3 separate regions of the Homo sapiens genome follow, and regions 1 and 3 are each linked to region 2. Evidence: chromatin loops called from intact Hi-C (ENCODE). Cell type or tissue: mammary epithelial cell. All regions are shown on one strand.

Region 1 (8,000 bases), 120 kb before region 2:
GCCTTTAAAGGGACGTCACAGAAATGAGATGGGTAAAGGAAGGCAGGCAAGTCTTAGACCTGGATGGTAGCTGACAACTTTGGGGAAGAAGAAAACTTTTTTCCCTGACTCTCCTGGTCTCTGAAGTGGGAGTGATTGCTGTTGGATGCAATCACCTTCTCTGGCTGACTGCCATTAAAGTGAAGCATAGAAGATACTTGCCAGGGCTTTCCCTCTGCAGCAGATATTGTTTATAAATCGGAATATGAAACTATCTCATTTATTTGTCCAATATTCTACTGGGAAGGAAGTAAATGGTTGATTTCAGTGGAGATACACTAGCACTTTCATAATATTATAATATTATATCAGTAAACTTTTAGTAACCTCATAGATTTCATTGTCTGGTTTTCTTAGAAATGGATTCAAATCTCACTGTAGACTTTTGATAGTATTGGTTCTCAGCTGCTAGAATATTTTCTGAATTTATGGGAAACTTGCAATCTCTTATTCTGATTTTGTGGTAGTCAAACCATGACTAAATAACAGGTTGAAAAAATTCATGGCAGTCTACATCATGTAACCATCACCATCACCTTTTCTGCTCTGGATGAATAATGTAGGAAAATTATCAGACAGAAATCAAGATTGCTTACAAATAAAGAAAAGTCTATACAGGCTCACAAACATTTCTTGAGGAAATGCATGTTCAAATAATGATCTAACAAAGAAATTTTTTAAAGTCTGTTTCCCATATTGAATCCTCAGAAATGTCTCTTTTGCTCTGCTAATTGCAGATTTGGGGAATATGCTAGTACCAATCAAAGTGACCACTAAAATTACTGGGGAAGGCAATAACTGGGGTCAATCATCTTATATATTAAGGAGCTTCAGTTTTCTTTTGTGTAAAATTAAGAGTTTTGGCCAGATAAACTTTAAGATCCCTTCCAATGGGTAACTTTTTCCCCTCACTTTATTTTAGATAAAGTTTTCTTACATTTAGCCAAACAGAGGCCTAGGGAATCTTTTTTGTATCCTTTGCTTAATCAACTTCAATGGAGTCTTGAGGAGAAAAATAAAATATTTAAACTAATCCTAACACTAACAAGTAATTTCTGCTATGGATTCATAATGGCCAGGCTTCCCTGCAGAGAGAAAAGGAACATTTGTAATGCTCTTGGGAAAAGCTTTTGTTTTAGTCACAATGATAGTGAAAATTTCACTTCTGAAAAAAAAAAAAAAGAAAAAAAAAAGTGTGCCCTGGCTTTTCAGGCTTTGCTGCTATTGAAGAGCATGGTTTCTCTCAAAAGGGGCTAATCTGCAAGGCTTGCTTGAGAAGAGTATAACAAATTGAATGGAACCAAATGTCTGGGTTTTTTAGTGAAGAACAATGCTATCAGGAGAGAGCATTTTATTGTTTTTAGTTCTTTTCTCATTGAAAGGGACTTTGGGGGCATTATGGAGCAGTAAAACATTGCAAAGGCAATGTTTCAGTCTTGAAAAGAAGAAGAATGAGGAGACGACATTGATTTTGTGGGTAAGGCGGGCATGGTGAATCACCACTAAATTGAATTGTATTGTGATGAATTTTAACTAACTTTCTCAAATGAAAGTTTTAGTCTATGTAAAAAGATTTTTAAAATCAGAATTTGTAATTAAGACTGTTATGACTACTTTTCTTCTTTTCTTTAATCCAGCCTGCATGCAATTACAATTCATTCAATTACCAGGACATTGAATATTATTATGCTAAATCTAACAAGAAGGACTATTAAATATAGAACCTTGAATGCATGATAAAAATGAACATTATTACTTTGGCTTGGGGTCATATCTGGTACTTAGAAATTTAGAAATATTCACATGAATCCTACTTAAAAAGCAGCAGACTCAAGGAGTTGCTTTTCACTGGGATTTCTGTCGTTGTCTTGCCAAGTTTTATGGACACTCGACATTTTTGTGAAAATAATTTCATGCTCCCAGGCAGAAAACTGAAAAAGCCAGTTTATTTTGCCTTGTGACAATCTCATAAAGCCTTGCTTCTTATTTGTTTGAGTTCCTCTTATTTAAATGGTCTAGTCATTTTTGAGTTAACTCTTAATGTTACACACTTGCCATTTACTAGTGTCCTGGCAGTATTTCCCAACTCTCCTCATCATGAGAATTTCATGGGGTACTCATTAAAAATAGAGAGTCTTGTGCACTATTCCAAACCTACTGTTATAGACTCCGTTAGGTGGGGCCTGGAAATTAAATTTTTAAAAATATCCGCAGTGATTTTTATGCCTATATTTGGGAAACACTGTTCTAATAAAAGTAAGTGTTTACCCTAGAAGGTATTAATTGAACCTTGAGTTTTGAAAAGACCTTTCCTGTCTAAGGCTAAGCTTTTTTTTTTTTTTTTTTTTTTTTTTTGAGAGAGAACCTCACTCTGTTGCCCAGACTGGAGTACAGTGGTGCGATCTTGGCTCACTGCAACCTCCAACTCCCGGGTTCAAGCAATTCTCCTGCCTCAGCCTCCCGAGTAGCCTGGACTACAGGTGCCCACCACTACACCCAGTTATTTTTTGTATCTTTTGTAGAGACAGGGTTTCACTGTGTTGGCCAGGCTGGTCTCAAACTCCTGACCTCAGGTGATCCGCCCACCTCAGCCTCCCAAAGTGCTGGAATTACAGGCTTGAGCCACCACACTCAGCCATTAAACTTTCTTTCAAATTTACAACTGCCTCTTCTTATATTTTCTGGAAACAGTCTCTCATTCAAACACTTTTTCCTGTCTTCAACCCCTATCTCTACCAGCCCTTATAAGACTAGTTCACTAGTAATATTTTCTTAACTAATAAAATGGGGATAATTTTGAAATGTAAAGCTATTTTCATTTCTGATAATCTCTAATTTCTGCTTGTCCCACAGTTTCTCCACTCAGCCATTCATTGTTTCATGGAGGCAGAGAGAAGCCAGGTGAGAAAGAATCATTGCTCAGTTTGAGATTTCAACCAGATTTATTTAAATCCACAGGAATACAATGGCTTTATAAGGAAGACTATATAGAAAGTAAGACACTTTTCTACATTCCAGAAATTCTTCTAATATAGTAAGAGCTTCAAGATATAGTGTAATAAACCAGAATATAGAGAAGATGAAAAATGTACAGTAGGCCCCTGATACACAGATGGGGAGAAAGCTCTTCTACTACTGGGAAGAGAAGCCAAGAAAGAAAAAAGTGACAAGATATTAAACACAAATGTCCTTGCTGCTCTCTGCTTTGGGATCAAATATGGGAGGGGCAATGGAGTAGAATCATTTAAATATTTTTGAGGGAACTAAAGAAGCATTGGAATTAGTACTCCCCTTCCCCACAAGTGGAAGCTTCTCAAAGAAGACTTGCATTTTCTAATGCAGCATGGGAGCAATAGAGAAGCATAGGAAAAGAGGCCTGAGGAGGTTAGCGGACAAGAAGTGACCTGGAACTGGAATTAGAAAACCACAAAGTGTGGGAACATTATGACCAGACAAAATGGCAAGGTCTACAGTTCTCAGTAGTTAATAATGTGATGCCAAGATTAGGCGGGACCAGCTACACTGGCAACACTGCACAGGACAATGGTTATCCAGCAGAGGTCAGAATGCGCCAGCAACAGCTTGGGGAGCACAAGACTCCCACTGCCTCCATATGCCCCATGGCACCCGGGAGGAGGAAAGGAGGGCAGGGAAGGAATATTGAAAGGATCGGTAAATATGAAAAAATGCTTTTAAAGTGAAAGAAATGCTTTCAATTAATTGAAGTACTTTTTCTGGTATCAACAGAAATGATGAGTCATGGCAAGAGCAAATCAATGCTAGGTAATAAAGGTTTTTTTGCACATCTGAATTGTAGTGTGAAAATTTCAGCCTGTCATAGCACCAAATGCAATCTGTTTTTATTCGTCCTGTTTTCAGCGTTGATAGTTGACCACTCCGTAATCCTTAAATCTATTTTTATTACATCACATTATACTAGTTTTTCTCTTGTTTCTCTGGCTCTTACTTCCCTCACAACCTTCTTTCATGTATTCTTTGAATGTTGTACCATGGATTCCATACTCAGTTCTCCTTTCATTTTAGATACTCTCCCCTGATGACCTCATCTTTCTTACGGTTTCAATGGTCATAATTTCAAATATACATTCTAAGACTCAGCCTCTCTGCTTCCTGAGATCTATTGGTCATCTCCATAGATATCTCATAAGCATCTCAATTTCCATCTGCCTCAAACTGTTCCCCTAGTTGTTCACAGAATGAGCTGGAAAGTGTTCTTTCCTGTTCAATTTTCTGTAACATTTTCTGGAGAATTAGTAATATTTCTTCCTTAAATGCTTTGTAGAATTTATCAGTAAACAATCTTGATCTAAAGTTTTTTGGTGGAAGATTATTAACCAAAAATTTAATTTTAAAAACATATACAGGGCTATTTAGTCTATCAATTTCTTTTTAAGTGAGCTTTGGTAGTTGTGACTTTCAAGACAATTGTCTATCCCATCTAAGTTTTAACATTTATTGGCATTAAGTTGTTCCTGATATTCCCTTATTACTATTTTAATGTTTGTAATGTCTATAGTGATGTTTCTTCTTTTTGCCTGACCAGATTGGCTAGAGAGTTACAAATATTATTAGTGCTCCCAAAGAATCAGCTTTGATTTCACTGATTTTCTCTTTTATTTATATGTTGACAAATTTATTGATTTCTGCTCTAATTTTTATTACCTTTATTACCTTTCTGTTTTCTTTGGATTTGCTTTTTTTTTTTTTTTTTAAGTTTCTTAAATTTAACGTGGAGGCCATTTGTTTCAGACCTTTCTTTTCTTATGTAGGCTGTTAGTACTAAATAGTTCTCCCTGAAGACTACTTTAGTTGTATTCCAGACATTTTGATATGATATTTCATTCAATTCAATGTGCTTTCTGATTTCCATTTGAATTGCTTTTTTATTCATGGGTTATTTAGAAGTATTACTTGGTAATTGTACATTTTATGGTTTTCTATATATCTTTTGATTAATGATATCCAGTTTAATTCAGTTTTTGTCAGAGAACATATAATGTATGAATGTAATCATTTTACATTTATTGAGACTTGTTCTATGGCCAGAATATGACATATCTTAATAAATGTTCCATGTGCATGAAAAGAATGTGTAGTTTGCTGCTGTGGGTGGATTGTCCCATAAATGTGTATTAAATTGGTTGATAGTATTGTTCAAGTCTTTACAGTTTTGTCCAATTTTTATATCAATTAATTAGAGAGGGATCTTGAAATCTCCAACTATATTTTTAGATTTATTTGTTTCTCCTCTCTGTTCTATCAATTTTGCTTCATGTACTTCTAAGTTCTCTTATTAGGTAAATAGTTGTTTATGATTTTTATATCCTCTTGATGAATTATGAAAATTGATTAATTTTCATAATTATGTAAAAACCTATTTCCTTGTAAGAATTTTTGCTCTGAAACCTAATTTGTGTCATATGAATATAGTCACTCAAGCTGTCTTTTAGTTAGTATTAGCATGTTACAATTTTCTATCCATTGAGTGTCAACCTATTTGTGCATTTATATTTAGAGTGGATTTATTGCCGACATAATATAATTGGAACTTGCTTTTCTTGCTAACATGACAATCTTTCCCTTTTAATTGAAATCTTTAGACATTTGTATTTATTGTTATTGATATGGTTAGTTGAGTTTAAATCTATCATTATGTTATTTGTTTTATATGTGTCCTTTTGTTGTTTTATTCTTACTTTATTGTGGCAAGAACAGTTAATATGAATCTACCTTCTTAATAGATCTTTAAGTGTACAATACAACATTGTTAACCAGAGGTACAATTTTGTAAAGGAGATCTCTAGAGCTTATTTATTTTGCATTATTGAAGCATCATACTACTGATTAGCAACTCCCCATTTCTCCTTTACTCCAGCCCCTGAAAACCACCATTCTATTCTGCTTCTATCAGACTATTTTAGATACTTATATAGTGGAGTCATGTGGTATTTGTATCGGACTGATTTCTTTCACTTAGCATAATGTCCTCCATGCTGTCACATATTGCAGGATTTCCTTCTTTTTTAAGGCTAATATTCCGTTACATGTATGTGTCACATTTTCTTTATTCATTCATCCATCAGTGGGCGTTTAGGTTGTTCCTACATCTTGGCTATTTTGAATAGTGCTGCAATGAACATGAGAGTGCTAATTTTCCTTGAGATTCTGATTTCAATTCTTCTGAATAAATACCCAGAAGTAGAATTGCTGGATCATGTGGGAATTCTATTTTTAATTTTTTGAGGAACCTCTGTACTGTTTTCCATAATGACTGTATCATTTTGCATTCTTATCAGCAGTATGCAAAGATTCCAGTTTCTCCGCACCCTTGCCAACACTTACTGTCATATATATTCTAACGGGAGTGAGGCAATATCTCATTGTGGTTTTGATTTTCATTTCCTTGATGATTAGCGCCATTGAGCATCTTTTTACATATGCGTTGTCCATTTCTATGTCTTCTTTGGAAAAAATGTCTGTTCAAGTCCAGAGCTTAGTTTTTAAACCGGGTTGATAGTTTCCTTTGCTATTGAGTTGTAAGAGTTTCTAATATCTTTTGGAAATTAACCCATTATCAGATATTTGGTTTGCAAATATTTTCTCCAATTCCATAGGTGCCTTTTCATTTTGTTGTTTGTGTTCTTTACTGTGTGGAAACCTTTTAATGTGATATAGTCCCACTTGTCTATTTTCAATTTCTGCTTGTGTTTTTGGTGTTATAATTATAAATTCATTGCCAGGACCAATGCCATGAATTTTTTCCCCAATCTTTTCTTCTAGGAGTTTTATACTTTCAAGGCTTACATTTAAGTCTTTAATCCATTTTGAGTTGATTTTTGTTTATGGTGTAGGATGAATCCCATCTGTTCTTTACTCCATATTTCCTCTTTTCTCTGCCTTCTTTTGGATAGATAGTGTATATTTTTTACAATTCTATTTTATCTTCTTTGTTAGCTTAATTGTTATTATTTTATGTTTTGGTTTTTAGTAATTGCTTTAGGGGTTATCGTGCATGCCTTTAATTTATCACAATTTACCTTCAAATGATATTATGCCACTTCACATAGAAGAACTTTACAACAGAACTTCTTTACACTTCCTGTTCCCTTTCAGCCTTTGTGCTGTAGGACATTTTAATTCTAGAGATGTATTCAACCCAAAAATATATTGTTTTCATTTTTACTATAGGCAATCAATTGTCTCTTAAAGGTATCTGAAAATTAAGAAAAACTTTATAGTTAACCACATATTTACCGTTTTCAGTACTCATTATTCTTTTCTGTAGATTTAAATTTTCCTCTGATATCTCTTTCCATCTGAAGACCTTCCATTATCATTTCTCACAGTATATGTTTGCTTATCACTAATTCTTTCAGTGTTTTATGTATGAGAAAGCCTTTTGTGTGTGTGTTTCATTTTGAACGGTACTTTTATTGGTATCAAAATATATTCTAAGTTGACAGTTTTTTTTCCTTTCAGTCCTATGAAAACGTTCCACTGTTTTCTGAATTCCATTGATCACCGAAATATTGTTAGCCAAATTTAGAACTTAACTGTAGCATCTGTGTACTATTTTACGGCCTATTTTGTTTGTTTACTATTTCTCCCTTGTTTACATTTGTATACAAGTTTGAATTTGCATTTTTTGTCTCAATGTGTTTTTTTCTTTATGTGTACATTTTATTAAAAACATTTTTATTAGTTACTTCAAACATTTTATGAAAAGGCCAGAATATAGAGAAGTAAACCAACAAATAAAATAGTTGTACTTACATGGTACCTTGGAAGCATAAGCATAAATAAAATAGTATAGATGAAGTTTTTATATTAGCTCACTGCTGTATCTTAGAGAAGGCCCACGGAGTTGGTGAATAAGATAAATGTGGTTGAAAAGGACAACAAGAAATCTCTAGAGCCTAAGTGCTGTCCAATGAATAGAG
Region 2 (8,000 bases):
AGAACCACTTCTCTGAATTAGTGCCAGCAATCTCTTAATTTGTCCCCCTGTCCCACTCTTGCCCTTCTAAAATCTACATCCTATACAGCATCCAGAGTGATCTTATTAAGCATATGAATCGTCATATCCCATCCCCGGTGAAAACATTTCAGAGGCTTCCTTTGTACTTAGTCCACAGCTCAAGATTCTGGCATTATTTCCTTCTACTCTCACCTTCAGTTACTGCTCTGCAGTCCTCTGGCATTCTTGTCATCCCCCAAACTTGCCAAGTTTATTCCTATATTGGGGCCTTTGCCCCTGATGTTCTCTCTGCCTGAAATTCTCTTCCCACAGAGCATGCCTTAACAACTCATCATTCAAACCACACCTCACATCCTCCTCCAGCTTTTCCTGAACCACCAGTGAAAGAAGTCTCCTATAGCTACTCTCCATCACATTACTCTATTTTCTTTATCGGGGCCAGAGATTATATCACGTATTTTCACCAACTTATTGTCCTCCTGTGAAAATATTTACTCCATGAGAGGAGGGGCTTTATTTGGACTTGTTTGCCTTTTGCCACTTTAACATTAATTTCCTGAAAAGTGCCTGACCAAAACAAGGATCTGGAAAATATGAACCAATATATTTTTGTCTGATTAATTAGCTGATTAAACACCTATGTGATTCAGCTTTGGGGTTTGGGGGCTGTGGCTAGAAAAATAAATAATAAGACACGGCTCCTGCCCTCAAGGAGTTAGATCCAATGGAGGTTTTGGAGAAGTAAAAAGGAAATTACAATATAGAATACGAAGTGCTACAATAGAGGGAAGCTTAACTCAGATCTAGGGCTTCAGAGACTTCCTAGGGAGGGTGACATGAGCAAATGCATCCAGAGGGGTGAGTGAGAGTTAGCTGGGTTAGTGGGTGCTAGAGTCTGAATTGTGTCCCCTCCCAAGTTCATATGTTGAAGCTCTAACTCCCAGTACCTCAGAATATTACTGTATTTGGAGATGGGGCCTTTAAAGAGGTAATTAACTTAAAATGAGGCTGTTAGGTTGAGCTCTAATCTAATCTGACTGATGTCTTTATTATAAGAAGAAGAAATGTGGATACTCAGAGAGACATCAGGGTTGTACACACAAAGGGAAGACCATGTAAGGCACAACAAGAAGGCAGCCATCTATAAGCCAAGGGGAGAGGACTGGAACGGATCTTCCCTCATAGCTCTCAGAAGAAACTGCCCCTGCTGACGCCTTGATCTTAGACTTCCAGCCTCCAGAACTGTGAGAAAATAAATGTCTGTTGTTTAAGCCACCCAGTCTGTGGTCCTTTTTAGGGTAGCCCTTGCAAATGAATACAGCAGAGTGGGAAACTGAGGTGTGTGGGTGGGGTGGGAAGCACCTGGGTGTGGAGCACAAGCTGTATGGTTGTTAGAGGGGAGGCTGGAGAGGTTGGGAGGTCTGAGCTCATTAGGCCTGACCAAATAAAGGCCAGGATAGGAGTGTGAGCACTATGGTGAAGATTCTCAAGAACACTGAAAAATCACAAGCAGCACAGTAAGGTGATCAGACTTGCCTCCGAGAAGAATTTTAGTGGTAGCGTGATGAGTAGAGTGTAGGTGAGGAACACCAGAGATCCTGAGAGCAACAAGGAAGCATGTAGCTTTGCAGTCCAACAGACTGAGGTTCCCATCCAGGCTCTGCCATTTAGAATCCCTATGACTTTGGACAAGTTCTTACCCCTCTTTGGCTTCTGTTTCCTCATTTGTAATTATAGGTATGATTCTTACCTCAGGGGATAATATGAGAATTAAATAAGACAGCATGTGTAAAATACTTGGCATAATACTTGACAAATTAGAAACAACGATTGCCGGTAGCTATTAGAATATCCAAGGCAGTAATAGTAGAGCTGGGAAAAAGGGACAAGCTTGAGCTATCTTAAAGATGAATAATCTTTAAAACTTGGCCATTGATTTTATGTTTGGTGGTGTGAGAGAAGATGAAGTAAAAAATAACATCTAGACTTTTGAGTCGGGCAGGTTTTGGATTGTAATGTCATTCACCAAAGTAGGAAATGAAAACAAAGAACCAGGGAGGGGAAGAGGATGAGTTTAATTTTGGATACGTTGAGTTTGAGGGATACTTGGTACATATCAGAAGAGTATCTCATAGAGAGTTGAATATAGAGATCTAGATTCAGGAAAGAGGCTTGGGCTAGAGACATAGACTAGATTGATAAAGCATTTCATTGAAAGTGTGCAGAGTGAGAAGAGAAGCAAAATAGAGGTAGAACTCCAGGGACATATCCACCATCAGAAGAAGAGAAGACAGGATAGGAGGCTAAAAAGGAGCCTACAAAGAGAAAGGAGAAAAAGAAAAAGTGAAGTCAAAGGGAGGAAAGACATTTGAAAAGAGAGTAGTTAACAGTGAAAAAGCCAAAGAGAAATCAAATAAGGTAAGAACCAAGCCATACCCACCAGACTGTGTAATGCCTAGATATCAGGCAAGACTTGGAAAAGGATGATTTTAGGGAGTGATAGGGATATAATCCCTATTGTAATGAGGTAAAGAAAAAATGAGAGGTGGGGAAGTGAATATTGTGAGCTTTATTGTTCCATTTTTATTTTATTTTATTATTTTAGAGATAAGGTCTTACTATGTTTCCCAGGCTGGTCTTGAACTCCTGGGCTCAAGTGATCCTCCTGCCTCAGCCTCCCAAAGTGCTGGGATTGTAGGCATGAGCCACCACACCTGGCCAATATTGTGAGTTTGAGAATGAGAGACAGAGAGAGAAAGAGAGAGAGAGAGAGAGAGAGAGAGAGAGAGAGAGAGAGAGAGAGAGAGAGAGATAAACTCTGTCTGTAGAAGAAAAATCCTTTTGTTCCCTCACCCTTCATAACTCCTTGTTTCCCACCATCCTAACCTGTATTCAGCCCAGGGGTTCTTAACCCTTAACCTTGGGTTCATAGATCCACCTCAAGTGGTTCACAAATAGAATTTAAGGGATCTATGTAATTTCAGAAAAAAATTACAACTTCAATTTCACTCGACTGAAATCTAGCATTTTCACCAATTGTGAATTTAGGCAAAAACTACAGAAGATCAGCAGTACCTGTGACTGTCAAAAATATTTTTTCATATCATGTTACAGTTGTCGCAGATTTCTCAAAATATCATTTACACTCTTCACTTTTATGAAATTATAAGTTATTTTAAGTCTGCTGCTAGATCTTATAAATAGTTTTAAATATTTTGATAACTATATTTAAATTCAATTAGTTTTCTTTGTAATCGTATGTGTTTTATGTTTTTAAAAACATTATTTGGAGAAAGGGTTGATAGGCATCCTCAAATGTCTTTGGCACAAAAAGGTTAAGACTTCCTGCTAGTTCATTCCGTAAGCTATGTATCTGCCCTATTATCTCAAATTTTTGGATTCTATATGCTGCTGCCCTTACTCTTCTATCTATAAGTCACAGTTATCCCATATGCTTTTCCAGGGAAAATAGGCATGTGTCTCTATGTGTTTTTCAATTGATCTCACCATCCCTTAGTCCTTTTACTTTTCACCTGGTCATAGAAACACCATCTGTTTTGAGATGGTAAAATTGTTTCAAATATTCATTTACATTTTTGTTCACCATCAACCAACATTTATTGAGCACAAGATGCTATGCTGCATGCTTGGGTACACAGCACTGGTATAACCTATGAATTTATGGTTTGAAGAGTAGTCAAAAGAGATGAGAAGTAGATTTATACATAAATAGTTATAAGACAGTGTGGAAGTTGCTTTACTTAGGATAACAAAGTTTTGTGGTATCGGAGTTGCCAGGGGAAGGCTTCAGGCAGGGAGTGACACAGAATGACGAGAATGTTGTTAAAGGACTGAGTGTGCCAAGACTGGGTAAGTAATGTTCATAAAGCCATTGCTTTGTTTCCTAAAAATCTTTGAAACATTAAACATCACGGAGTAAAAGATGTTTTTTTCATCTTGATATATAGATTTAATTAGCATACCTGATGAGGACTGAGAAAAAAATGGAGGACTAGGTTGAATTTTTAGGATATCTTCCTTCCTGTAAGCATTTACCGAGAGAAACAATGTTCATAATCGCTACAAATGAAAATATTAAGCCAACATTCATTTAAAAAAGCATTTGGATATGAGAATTATCAGGTTTCATAAATGAGTGAATGACACCTGCTGGCCACATAGAATAATTACCCTCTCTGAAGGAATGGTGAGTGCTAATAGTGAATACTGTGAACCCCATTTCTCTACCAAAGCAATTACATGTCATACTTGGGCTTTTCTTTAATGATCAGCAAGGGGGAGAATTTTTGGAACAGTGAACCTTATACTTTTTGGGGTTTGTTTTTCTAGCTTGAAGAGTTCAAGAAGTTTAAAGAATTTAAATGTTTACTGCAATTTATTTAATAGTAAGTTAACTGAGACTTGGAGAGAAGTAATGCCTCACTCAAGATCACACAAGCAGGTTGGCAAGCTAATACCAGAGCCCTGGTTTCTGTTCTCCTACATTCCCAGACTAGGCAAAGATTCGGGTTGTTTGTTAACTTTTCTTCTATCTCTTATTGTTTGGCTCAACTCTTCAGAAATTTTATTAATGGTGACGTCACTAATACTTTCTATATGTCTAATGTCTTTCACTTTTTAAAAAAGTCTGATTTGTTGAAGTAAGATTTACATAAAGTAAAATTCACCAATTTTAAGTGTACAATTCTATGAGTTTTGATAAATGTATATAGTCTTATCACCATTCACCACAATCAGATCTAGAATATATCTATCATCCCTGGAGATTTCCTCATGCCCTTTCATACCCAACCCCCCACTTCTACCTCCAGGCCCTGGCAATCACCGATCTGTTTTCTGTCCCTAGAGTATCGCCTTTTCCAGAATGTCATATACATGGAAGCATATGGTATATGGCTTTCTGTGTCTGTCTGCCTTCACTTGGCTTAATGCTTTGGAGGTTCAGCTATGCTGTTGCATGTAAAGGTAGTTTGTTTCTTTTTATTGCTGAGCAGCATGCTACTGTATGGATAAACCACAATATGTTTATCCTCTAACTAGCTGATGGAAATTTGGGTTGTTTTCAAATTTTGATGATTATGAACAAAGTTTTGATAAATATTTGAGTATAGGTCTTTGTGTGGACATATATTTAATACGTCTTAGGTAAATACCTAGGCATGGGATTGCTACTATATGGTGAGGGCATGTTTTACTTTATAAGAAATTATGGCTTTTGCTTTTCAAAAGTAATTGTACACATACTCCTTCATTTATTCTTAGTCTACTTCTCGTTGTGTGCCATATCATTGTTGTAGAAATATTTTGTATAAAATATAGTTTTAGCATTAAGTGTGATAAATGATGAGAGGCCTTTTCAATAAAAGGTCATAAAATAGCATTTTTAAAGGAATGGAATATTGCATAAAGGGAAGAGTACAGCCTTGGAACTATCTGAAGTTTGTCATTTTGGCTGCTGTGTAACTTTTATTAGAAAAATTACCTAACCTCTTTGAATGTTAGTTACTTTATCCTCAAGGTGTGGGTGACACAGGCCTCTACATGGCAGGGTTGTTACAAAGATTATATGGGATAATATAAGCTGAATGTTCAGCACATAATAGGTGCTGCTGTTATTGTCATTACAGTTACAATTTTTGCTGAATGCAAAAGGCTGCATTGTAGAAAACAAATGGTATCACATTACTAATGTTTAGTGTTCATTGGGAATTAATGGGTTCTTCCAAGGCTTTGTATACACCACTCAGAGACAATTAAGTTACATTTGACTCAAGTGTCTATGATATGTGAGTTTTTAAAATAACGTGCTAGTCTAACACTTCGCCACAGATTAGCATTTTGTATTTAATTAAGGTCATGTCTTCTATATGTCACTGAGAAATGCTATTGTCACAGAAATTATGATAACAAGGTGTCATAACTTATGTAATATGATTTACCTAGGCAAGGACCCATTTAATTTAACTTTTGAAGGATTGATATTTTCTATAGCTCTACTTAGATATTCTTAATCAAAAACATTGACAGTAGGTTTTTGACTTTGCTATTTTAAGACTACTTCACTTAGTTTACTGGCAGGTATTTAAACTACTAAAAATGTTAGTTAATTAGGTTGCACTGACATCTGCTGGTCAGACAGTAAATTCCATAAAAATCATGTTTCACCAGTGTAAATGAAATCAAATAATTTAATTGTTTTTACAATTCGTATTTGCATTCTGGGTTTAAAAAATTAGCTGCTGTATATGATCATTTCTGATTCATAGCTCAATTTGAGTCAAGTGGTTTGTTAGCCTGCTGTAACTGTCTTCGAGTTCTTCATAATGGCCAGTGGTATCCATTAAATAGCTTTGTTAAGAAGTAAAATATCTGTGAAATCACAACCTCTTCCAGTCGGTGTTTACCACTGCGTGATGACATCATCATCACGTATTTTGGCCCTAAAACGCAGCAAACAACTAGTGATGTTTATTAAGTTAGAATTCACTTGGAGACAGTGTTTCTGGGGAGATAGGATTAGGATGTAGGGGAGGTTCCAACAGAGCTAAACTCTACGGGATAATTTTTTCTTGCTGGGAAGTATAATATAGCTACTTTAAAACCTATTAATTCAATACTCACGTTTAGGGTTATGGAATTTTGAAACGGGAAATAAATTTCCTGACCATTTAGTTTGTCATTCTCTTTTGTATATGTGGAAATTGAGACCCAGATAAATTTAATTAACTTAGTCACCTAGCTGATACTAGAAAGAAAGTTCCCTGATTCTCCCATCGCAAGATTCTTTTCTATATAAATTGTCTTCACTAGCTGTATATTATTTATTGTTTAAACCAAAAATATTTGGACACACATACTCACACATAAGTATGCTTACCTGAGAATTTATATTTAGCTTATTTTAACTCAACCATGCCGACTTTCTCTGAGACATTATTAAAACACACAGCATATTATATAATATTTCTCTGTGGTGCTTCAGAAATATATATATTCATTCATATGTTCCCTCCCAGAAAATCAAGCTCCATTCTCTATTTCTTCAATATGTGAAAATAGAAAGAGGTATGTGGATGAGAAAAAGAAAATGAATCAAAAATAAACCTTAACCAGGGAAATTTCTGGCTCTTTGATGAGGTTGAGGGTCATAGCATCATGCATCAGATGTTTTATCAGAAATACAAGCACATTTTCCCTTAATGTTCTGTTCCAATAGGCATTGTTATACAGGATAAAACTTTAAAAATGCAACTTTCATTGTGATAAGTAGTGTGATATGATACAAGACTGATGAAATATTCCATAATATAATGCCAAATATATTTTTTCTCAACTTTAGCACTACTGACATTTTGGGACACTTAGTTCTTTGTGGTGAGGGCCTGTCTTGTGCATTGTGGGATGCTTAGCAGCATCTCTGGCCTCGACTCACTAGACGCCAGTAGCAAGCCCTCCATTGTAACAACCAAAAATGTCTCCAGACATTGCCAGATGTCCCCTCGGGGGCAAAATCAGTCCAGGTTAGGACCTACGGCTATAAAGTAAGACTGATTGCTTCAGATATATATATTTTTAAACTACTGAAAATATTCCAATCAAGAATTTGATTCTTTTTCCTTTTAGATAAAAGAAATATTGACATATGAAAAAGAAAAGAGACTTGAGGCCTCTCTAGATTAAATAAATACTTCATTTACATATTCCTTCTGAGCTAGAGCTAAAGTGGGCCCCTTAAATTGCTTTCAGTACTTGCATACTTACTCTCGCTTCTTTTTATACTCTAAGGTATAATTCTGACACAGTTACTACTTCACAACCAAGCTTTCTTTTTAACTGTTGGCCAAGCTGCTGTTTATCAGTGATGGCTTTTACAATATTCTTTAATTTTCCTGCTATTGCAAAGTTCTCTTTACACGTTATGGCCTGTGAATCTTGGGGCAGGTATTTTCATCCCTATT
Region 3 (8,000 bases), 190 kb before region 2:
GCAAAGGCAGGCACCCCTCCCCCAGCCTTGCTGCCACCTTGCAGTTTGATTTCAGACTGCTGTGCTAGCAATGAGCGAGGCTCTGTGGGCGTAGGACCTTCTGAGCCAGTGCAGGATATAATCTCCTGGTGTGCCCTTTGCTAAGACCATTGGAAAAGCGCAGTATTAGGTTGGGAGTGAACTGATTTTCCAGGTGCCGTCTGTCACCCCTTTCTTTGACTAGGAAAGGGAATTCCCTGACCCCTTGTGCTTCCTGGGTGAGGCGATGCCTCGCCCTGCTTTGGCTCATGCACGGTGCACTGTACCCACTGTCCTGCACCCACAGTATGACACTCCCCAGTGAGATGAACCAGGTACCTCAGTTGGAAATGCAGAAATCACCCATCTTCTGCATTGCTCATGCTTGCAGCTGTAGACTGGAGCTGTTCCTATTCGGCCATCTTGGCTCCCTTCTTTATTTTTTTAAAAGCTGTTATAAAAGTAATGTTTTCTCATCAGTTCAACTTCCCGTCAGTGTAACTTAGAATGAAGAAAGTGGTTTTTGCAAGAAGTATGATAGACGGATGTATAATTTTAATTTATTAATAACTCATACAAAATGATTTTTTTAAAGCAGCAAGACCTTGGGAGGTAAATGGGCAAAGGATGTGAATCTTCCATTCACATAATAAAAATATAACAATCCAGTAAATGTAAATGATCTCACTAGGACTCAAAGAAGTGCAAATTAAAACAAAAAGAAAATTACATTTTTGTCTTTTACATTAGCAAAAAACAGTTTTCTTTAAATCAGGTGCTAAGCAGAGTGAGACAGAATGAGCATCCTTATCAAATGGGTACAAAATTTCTGGAAAGCAATTTGGCAGTATACTTTAAAGTCTTTCAAATGTTTACACCCTATTTATTCTTCTAGGAATGTATAATGAGACAGCAATCAGAAACAGGTCTAAATATATTCACAAAGATGGTAAGTGGAAAAAAGTCAAGATACTAAATTTATATACTAGATTTCAGTTATGTAAAGAATTAAAAAAGATAAAATATGGCAAGATATTAATGGCTAATTTTTTTCCTGTTCTTTTACACTTGTATGTACTTTATGAATAAACATATTATTTTAATAATCAGAAAAAAATTTAGAAACTGAAAGGAAAAAAATGACCATAGGCTATTTTGACAGTTTCCATTTCCTTTCCAAAGAAATAGATGAAAAATTACTTACCACAAAAATCTGCCTTCATATGAGACTTACACACTAAAAATTATGTGTGTGGGAGCTTTTATATATTTGCATAGCATGATGCACAAAATAAAATATTTCATTTTGTTAGACGTAGGAAACTTAACATTCTTAAATTTTAGTTCTTGAATTTTACATTTTGGGGAAAATTGCTTTGAAGCTTGTTATTAATTATTATCATTTGACTCTTTTTTTAAAAAACACAGCACCTCATTGGTTAAATTTGCCCTCTTAAGCATTGTCTTCCTGGATGAGGAAGTTTTCATGTCCTTGCTAAAGATGGTATTAGTCAGCTCTTTATTTATTATCTCTTGCAAATAATAGTTGGATACAGTTCACATCATATAAACATTTATTTATTCAAAAATCCAACAGAGACTATATGCTGCTATGGAACAGTTGTATAATAAAAACATTGCAAAATCTCCTTTTAACAGGACTCTTCCTCTGTCCAATGCAATAGTGCTTCAGCATGGAGCAGTTTTCTGGAGGTCTTTGATTCTTTCTCTCGACCTCTCAATCTTATCTCCAGTCTTGACATTTTATTTTCTCTTACATTTTCTTAAAACAAACAAACAAACAAAAACACAACAGGCCTTGGCTTATGGCTTTGATATCAGAAATAAATCTAGTTAAAATTGATAGTTTATGTACTATATTTCTTATATATTTCAATAACTTCCTTATTATATTTATTGCTTGCATGTATTTACACTTTTTGTATTTTACTTTGGTGTGCTAATATAAAGGATATTGTTCAGGAACTTAAGCATCTTGCAGGCTCGTTAGGGATGGCAGGATGTGGGAGCAGGTATATAATCAGCATTTACAGTTTAAGGTGAAGAGTGTCAACCCTTTTTTAATTTAGCATAAGTTTATTGAGTGTGTGCCTTTGGCCAGAGAGAGTTCTGGGCATTGGATACAGTGCTGTACAAGGCATAGCCTCTGCCCCTGAATAACGTATTCAGGGTTGCTGGACTCTGAGACTGTGCAAGAGAGGTGAGCTTCCATTCACTGGCAATCCCACAAACATCTCAGATCCTTTCCCACTTATCCCCTATTCCTACTCCCAAACTCTAGCCAAATGAGCTTCTCAGTCTGTAGATCTGGAGTAAGAACTGGAACTTGATTTTTTTTTCTTTTCTTTTTTTTTTTTTAAAGCTCCCCCTGGTAATTCTGATGCCCAGTCAAGTTTGGAAACTACCATATGACCTAATAGCCTCAATGACCTCACATAGATATTATAGGAGAAATTGCTAGAAGCCAGAAGGAAAAGGTATCTGTGAATAATTTTTCCTCGCAACATCTTGCTGCTGTTAGAATTTTAAAATATAGATTATAAAATCATTGATGATATTGTCTGTAACTCAGTGCAGCTATGTAGATAAGACAACCCTGTGCTCTTCTAGAGGATCCTTAGCTTTTGTAATTTATTGAAATAATATTCAAGCAAAGTTATTTCTTTTGCTCTCATTTTTAAATAGCCTTCTTATGAAAATAATGGTGCAGTCCACTTTCTTATTGTTTGTTCAGTTGATACAAGCCTGTTATTCTTCTCTTTCGCCATTCCACAAATGTCCAATGCTTTCTTTCCTCTGGGCCTTTACACATGCTATGTCCATATCCATTCATTGGTTCATTCATACTCAGGTATCAAGTGTGGAAAACAATCCATTTTTGCACATACAAGAGCTAAAAAAAATGTAACTCCCATGCATCCTGTCACAGAAAGCTTTTGGGGAATATGTAAAACAAGGAAGAGAAAGACAAGGCTTGGGAAATGGCTAGCTAAGGAACAGTAGCCAAGGGAAGGAAGTATCAGAATGAAAACTGCTACAGCATGCAAAAGCCCAGAAGGGAGAGCTCTAGGGGAAAGAAAGAAAAAGGCTCTTGAAAAATAATATGGACAAACACATCCCAGATGTGATGGAATAATTAGTCATGGAGAAAACTTTGAAAATAAAAAAAAACAAAACAGGCTGTTGATAAAGGAAAGTATAATTCTTACATACTGTTTGGCTCAGCAGTGAATAACACTTACATCATTATTGTAGTACAACTATTGATTATTTACTTTACCATAAATCATGATATGGCTTTATTGGGATAAGGGGACAGGGGAACTGAGTGTGTGAGCAATGATGGTGTAAGGGCATTAAATGCAAAAAAAATCAATAGAGAAGATGTATATTTAATAAATCAAGAAATAACACACATATTGGAAAGTAATATAGAAAGAAATACTAGAAGAAATGGCTGTAAGAACTCAAAGTAGTTGCCTCAGTCAAGGGTGGGTAGGGAATAGGGGATGTTCAAACAGAACTGTGTTATTTTTCTACAAAAGTCTTTTAGGCTTTAAAAATATTTTTGTTTTTCTTTTACAAGCACATTTATTTCTTTGATTAAAAATGAATTGATATGTATGTATAAAGCAACTACCAGTACCTGGAAAAGTGCTTAACTCTGACCATGATATAAGAAAAGTGACAAAACATGATTCTGCTACTCCAGGACTATAAGTCACTTTGGATTATATAAGCTACAATGCTTATGTAAGAAACAATTAAAGAAAAAGTTGTGATCAAATCCGACAAGAACCCAAAGAAGTTTTGTATTCCAATTATATGAACTTTAGTGTTTAAAAAATGTATAAAACAAAAAGTCTTATTAAATTTATAATTTTTTTCCCTTACTCAAAGGATGGTAATAAAAATGAATTACTCTGTTTCAGCTCCTCCTTAAGGTTCTACAAATTTGGTCCCATTGAAGTCTCTCTGAAAGAGGAGTCTACTGAACAGCTAATCTCTACATTGCTACTGTAATGGCTGCCTTTGTAGTCTTCAGTCTTGGCTCTGTTTTTGTTTTTGTTTTTTGTGTTTTTTTGAGTTATTAAGTGCTTACTTAATACCAGGCACTTTTGTTTTTAGGAGAGGAGCATTGAGTTCATGTTCCCTTTTGCCCAATGACTCTCTGAAAAGATGCTGCAGAGATGGCTAAAGAAGAACAGACAAATAAGGAAATCAAAACAAAAGAGTCAGAGGAATGAAGGGCGAAAATGTTGAAGAATACAAATATTGTGTTTGTCAGGACTTTGGGGAGAGTTTCATAAATGTATTTCTTGCCATCGTTGCATATTTTACTTGGACATCCTGTCACTTCCTCTGTCCCCTCTATAACAGAAATATTTGTTAGAAAGGTTAAAATCACTAAAAAAGTTGTTTATGTGGCATGTTTCTTAGTAAGAGGTCTTCTATTCCTCTGAAAAATGTTAAATTACAGTGGTCAACTAAGCCTATAGAAGGATTAAGCAGGCACAGGTTAGAAGGCATCAAATATACTTAAAATTTTTTTAGATAGAAAATCTCTGGAGGAAAGATGTATCTCAGAGATCAACCCTTATGTATATGCTAAAAGTTTTTCCCCAGCATTAACAATACCAACAGTCTGAAAGCCTGAGCACTATACATTAGGTTGGTACAAAAGTAATTGCAGTTTTTGCTATTACTTTTAATGGCAAAACCCATAATTACTTTTGCAGCAACCTAACAGCTTTTTAGACAAGTGGATTGGAAAGGTAATATACACATATGAAATACATTTTGGAAATAGAAGGCAAATATACAGAATAAAGCAACCAGCTCTTGTAATCACAATGCTTACAGTAGATTACAGTTAACTTTTTAAGTGATACATGTATTAAGTAAATATATATCATATATATGAGAAAAAGAAGTGTGATATTGTGTATATATGATCTGCTCCCATGCTTTTCTTCCACTGACATTCTGATCTACTTTTTTTGTGCTGGACCAACTTGTCAAGAATTTGGGGTATTTAATCCAGGCATGACGGAACAAGGCAAAGCTTTAAAGAAATCCAGTTGTCTTTTACATCTAGACCTGAAAACCTGTGGTATTTAGTCTCCACAAGAGTTGGAAATCAAGTTGGAGACAAATTATTCTGTGACTATTCATTTAGTTAAAGCAGATAACATATGAAAAAATTAAAAAGTTAGGTATTATCTATTTAGGTATGACCCTATCCTGGAAGGATTTATGGCCAATAAATATTAGATAGTAGATATTGTAACAGAGGGCTAAACATTTTCATAAAAAGTTTTTAAAAATTCATTATGATAAATATACATGTGAAGTTTACCATTTCTACCATCTTAATGTACAGTTCTGTGACATTAAGTGCGTTCACTTGGTTGTGCAACCATCCCCACCATCCATCTCCAGAACTTTTTCATATTCCTCAACTGAAACTCTGTACTTATTAAACAATAACTCCCTATTCCCTCACCCCCTTTCCCCTGTTGACCACCATTCTACTTTCTGTCTCCCTAAATTTGACTACTCTATGTACCTTATATAAGTGAAATCATACAATATTTGTCTTTTTGTGACTAGCTTGTTTCATTTAGCACAATTCTTCAAGATTCATTCATGTTTTAGTATGTGTCAGAATTTCCTTCCTTTTTAAGGCTGAATAATATTGCATATTGTGTGTAGACTGCATTTTGTTTATCCATTCATTTGTTGAATTATAAAATTTTAAATGTAATAGTCACTCATGTGTTGAAACTTTCTCTTCCCTCGACTCTGTGACAGAGTCGGCTGGGTGATGACCAAATTTGTGATCCCCTCCACGGTGTAGAGTTGTTGGACAGCAGTGCCCAGACAGGGACTAACTTTCTGACTCCCTCGTATGTCTAGGTGGGTTTCATGACAAGCAGCTGCCCATGGAATGTGAGAGGAAGTGTGTGCATTGTATCTGAGTATGCATGATACTCTAAACATCTGCTGACAGGGTGGTACCTGGACAACTTTGAAACCATGAGATGGCAGAGCCACAAGGTGGAAGGAGTCTGGGTCTATGAGTCATCACTTTGAGGGGAGCCTCTCAAGAAGCCCTTCCTACTAGGAATTACATTGGATTTTGTATAAGTGAGAATTTTATATGTTAAGCCATTGAGATTTGGGAGCGATTAATCAATCCTGTCTAATGCAACTTTCAAGTCCATCTGTTTCAAGTTTCTTCTATTTTCCAATTCTTCTTTCTCAGTGTCCATTGCTGACTTTGCTTTCCTCTGCCTTATCTCCTGCTTTATAGTCACTGGGCCATATAGATCATACTTTTTAAAATAGTGCCTGTATCAATTTTCTCCTACCTAAATGTTCTTTTTTTTTCTTTTTTTCTTTTTTTTTTGAGACAGAGTCTCATTCTGTCCCCAGGCTGGAGTGCACTGGTGTGATCTCGTCTTGCTGCAACCTCTGCCTCTTGGGTTCAAGCGATTCTCCTGCCTCAGCCTCCCAAGTAGCTGGGACTATAGGCATGCACCACCACGCCCAGCTAATTTTTGTATTTTTAGTAGAGATGGGGTTTCACCATGTTGGCCAAGATGGCCTCAATCTCCTGACCTTGTGATCCGCTCGCCTTGGCCTCCCAAAGTGCTGGGATTACAGGCGTGAGCCACCGCACCTGGCCAAATGTTCTTTATGCTTTAATTCAAGCAAAGGCAGACCAAGGGGTAAGGTCGTGCCAGCTAGGAGCTTGGGATGCTAATCTATAAGTGGTGCTTACAGACCATTGTACCTCTTGTATATACCAATAGCCTTCAAAGGAGGATACTGCATTGATTGAAAGAAGTACACTGAAAAGCCTTTGGGTGAGGGCTGAAACCTTCATGGGGCCTGCTTCAGTTGCAGCCAACAGTTACTAAACTGCATTAGGAAGCAAATGGGTTCTGGATAATGTAGAGCTCTGATTTTGTGTGTGGGGACTAGCAACCAGCTCCTTCTATGAACAAATGTTGAGCAAATATTTTAAAAACATCAGTTTGCAGGAAAGAGGAATAATCAGCCTACTCAAGTTCCCTGCATAATCTTAGTTCAGGCTACCAACTTTTCTTGCTATGTTTTGGGCTATTTCATTTCACTCCAAATTGTCTTTCTCCCCTTCATCCTCCTCACTGCTGCCCGAGTGATCTTTCTAAAGCACAACTCTGATCATGTTATCTCTTCCATTAAAACTCTGAGGCTTCTCTTTGCTGAGGGTGGATATTCTTAGAATCGATCTGTCTGACCAGCCACTGGGAAGCAAGTAGGTGAGAAAAACCATTTAAATAGAGCAGGTTATAATGCCTTCATCCCAAATTATAAGCTTATGCCAGAGAATGAAAATAATGTGGAAGATGTGAATCTTATATGTCTGGCTGTTTCTCACCTCCAAATCTTTGCTCAGATTGTCCTTTCTTCCAAAATTCCAGGAGAATATTTACTCACCTTGCAAGTCTCAGCTCAAGGGTTATCCCTTCTATGAAATCTTTCCTGACAAGTTTCCTACTCCTCATTATCTGTTTCTTTTTGTTTTTTCTTCCTCTCCAAATCTAGAAAGTGGTTGAGAGGCAGAAAAGTTTACGGTTTTCTAGCATTTAACAAAGGCTCCATGACCGTGTGAGAATGGTTTTTATAGCACTATCATTTTGAAGGAAGGTGTATATGCCTGTTACACTGAAAGTGTTTGGCAGCTTCACAGTGCTTCATGTCTAATGCATATGGAGATCATTGGCAATTGCTCCCTACTGGACTCCAAGACTGCAGTATGTGTATAGAGATGGGAAACAGGCCCATCCTGTGGGCTAAACTCAAGAGTTTAAATATCTCCTTTGAGCAGAGGAAGGCTCATTTATCGTTTCCTCTTCCTGAATTCCCTTGTTCATTTGGGTGCTATCAATCATCCTTTTGTTAGGAAAAAG

The links. A loop is a pair of places that touch in the nucleus more often than their neighbours do. Peaks named below come from ENCODE experiments on the same cell type or tissue, not always from the same donor. Only the 100,000 strongest peaks of a DNase experiment are listed, where the experiment ranks them.
Region 1: a loop joins it to region 2, with 9 times the contacts of the local background. A loop is called at or near these places in 3 of 110 quality-filtered maps.
Region 3: it touches region 2 in a loop (11-fold over the local background); 2 of 110 quality-filtered maps call a loop at or near these places.

Annotation. Positions count from the first base shown.
Region 1 is chr1:100,746,599-100,754,598 of GRCh38, forward strand. No RefSeq gene overlaps it. Among named protein-coding and RNA genes, the nearest start is that of VCAM1, 31 kb to the left of the region's middle. In mammary epithelial cell, no CTCF peak of the experiment used is centred here; no DNase peak of the experiment used is centred here.
Region 2 is chr1:100,862,396-100,870,395 of GRCh38, forward strand. No RefSeq gene overlaps it. Among named protein-coding and RNA genes, the nearest start is that of EXTL2, 28 kb to the right of the region's middle. In mammary epithelial cell, CTCF peaks have their summits at 4,200 (motif pointing left) and 6,168 (motif pointing left); a DNase peak (open chromatin) is centred at 326; H3K27ac peaks cover 578 bases.
Region 3 is chr1:100,668,672-100,676,671 of GRCh38, forward strand. All of the region lies in intron 1 of LOC124904231 (a long non-coding RNA gene), which reads left to right. Among named protein-coding and RNA genes, the nearest start is that of LINC01349, 26 kb to the left of the region's middle. In mammary epithelial cell, a CTCF peak has its summit at 3,095; no DNase peak of the experiment used is centred here.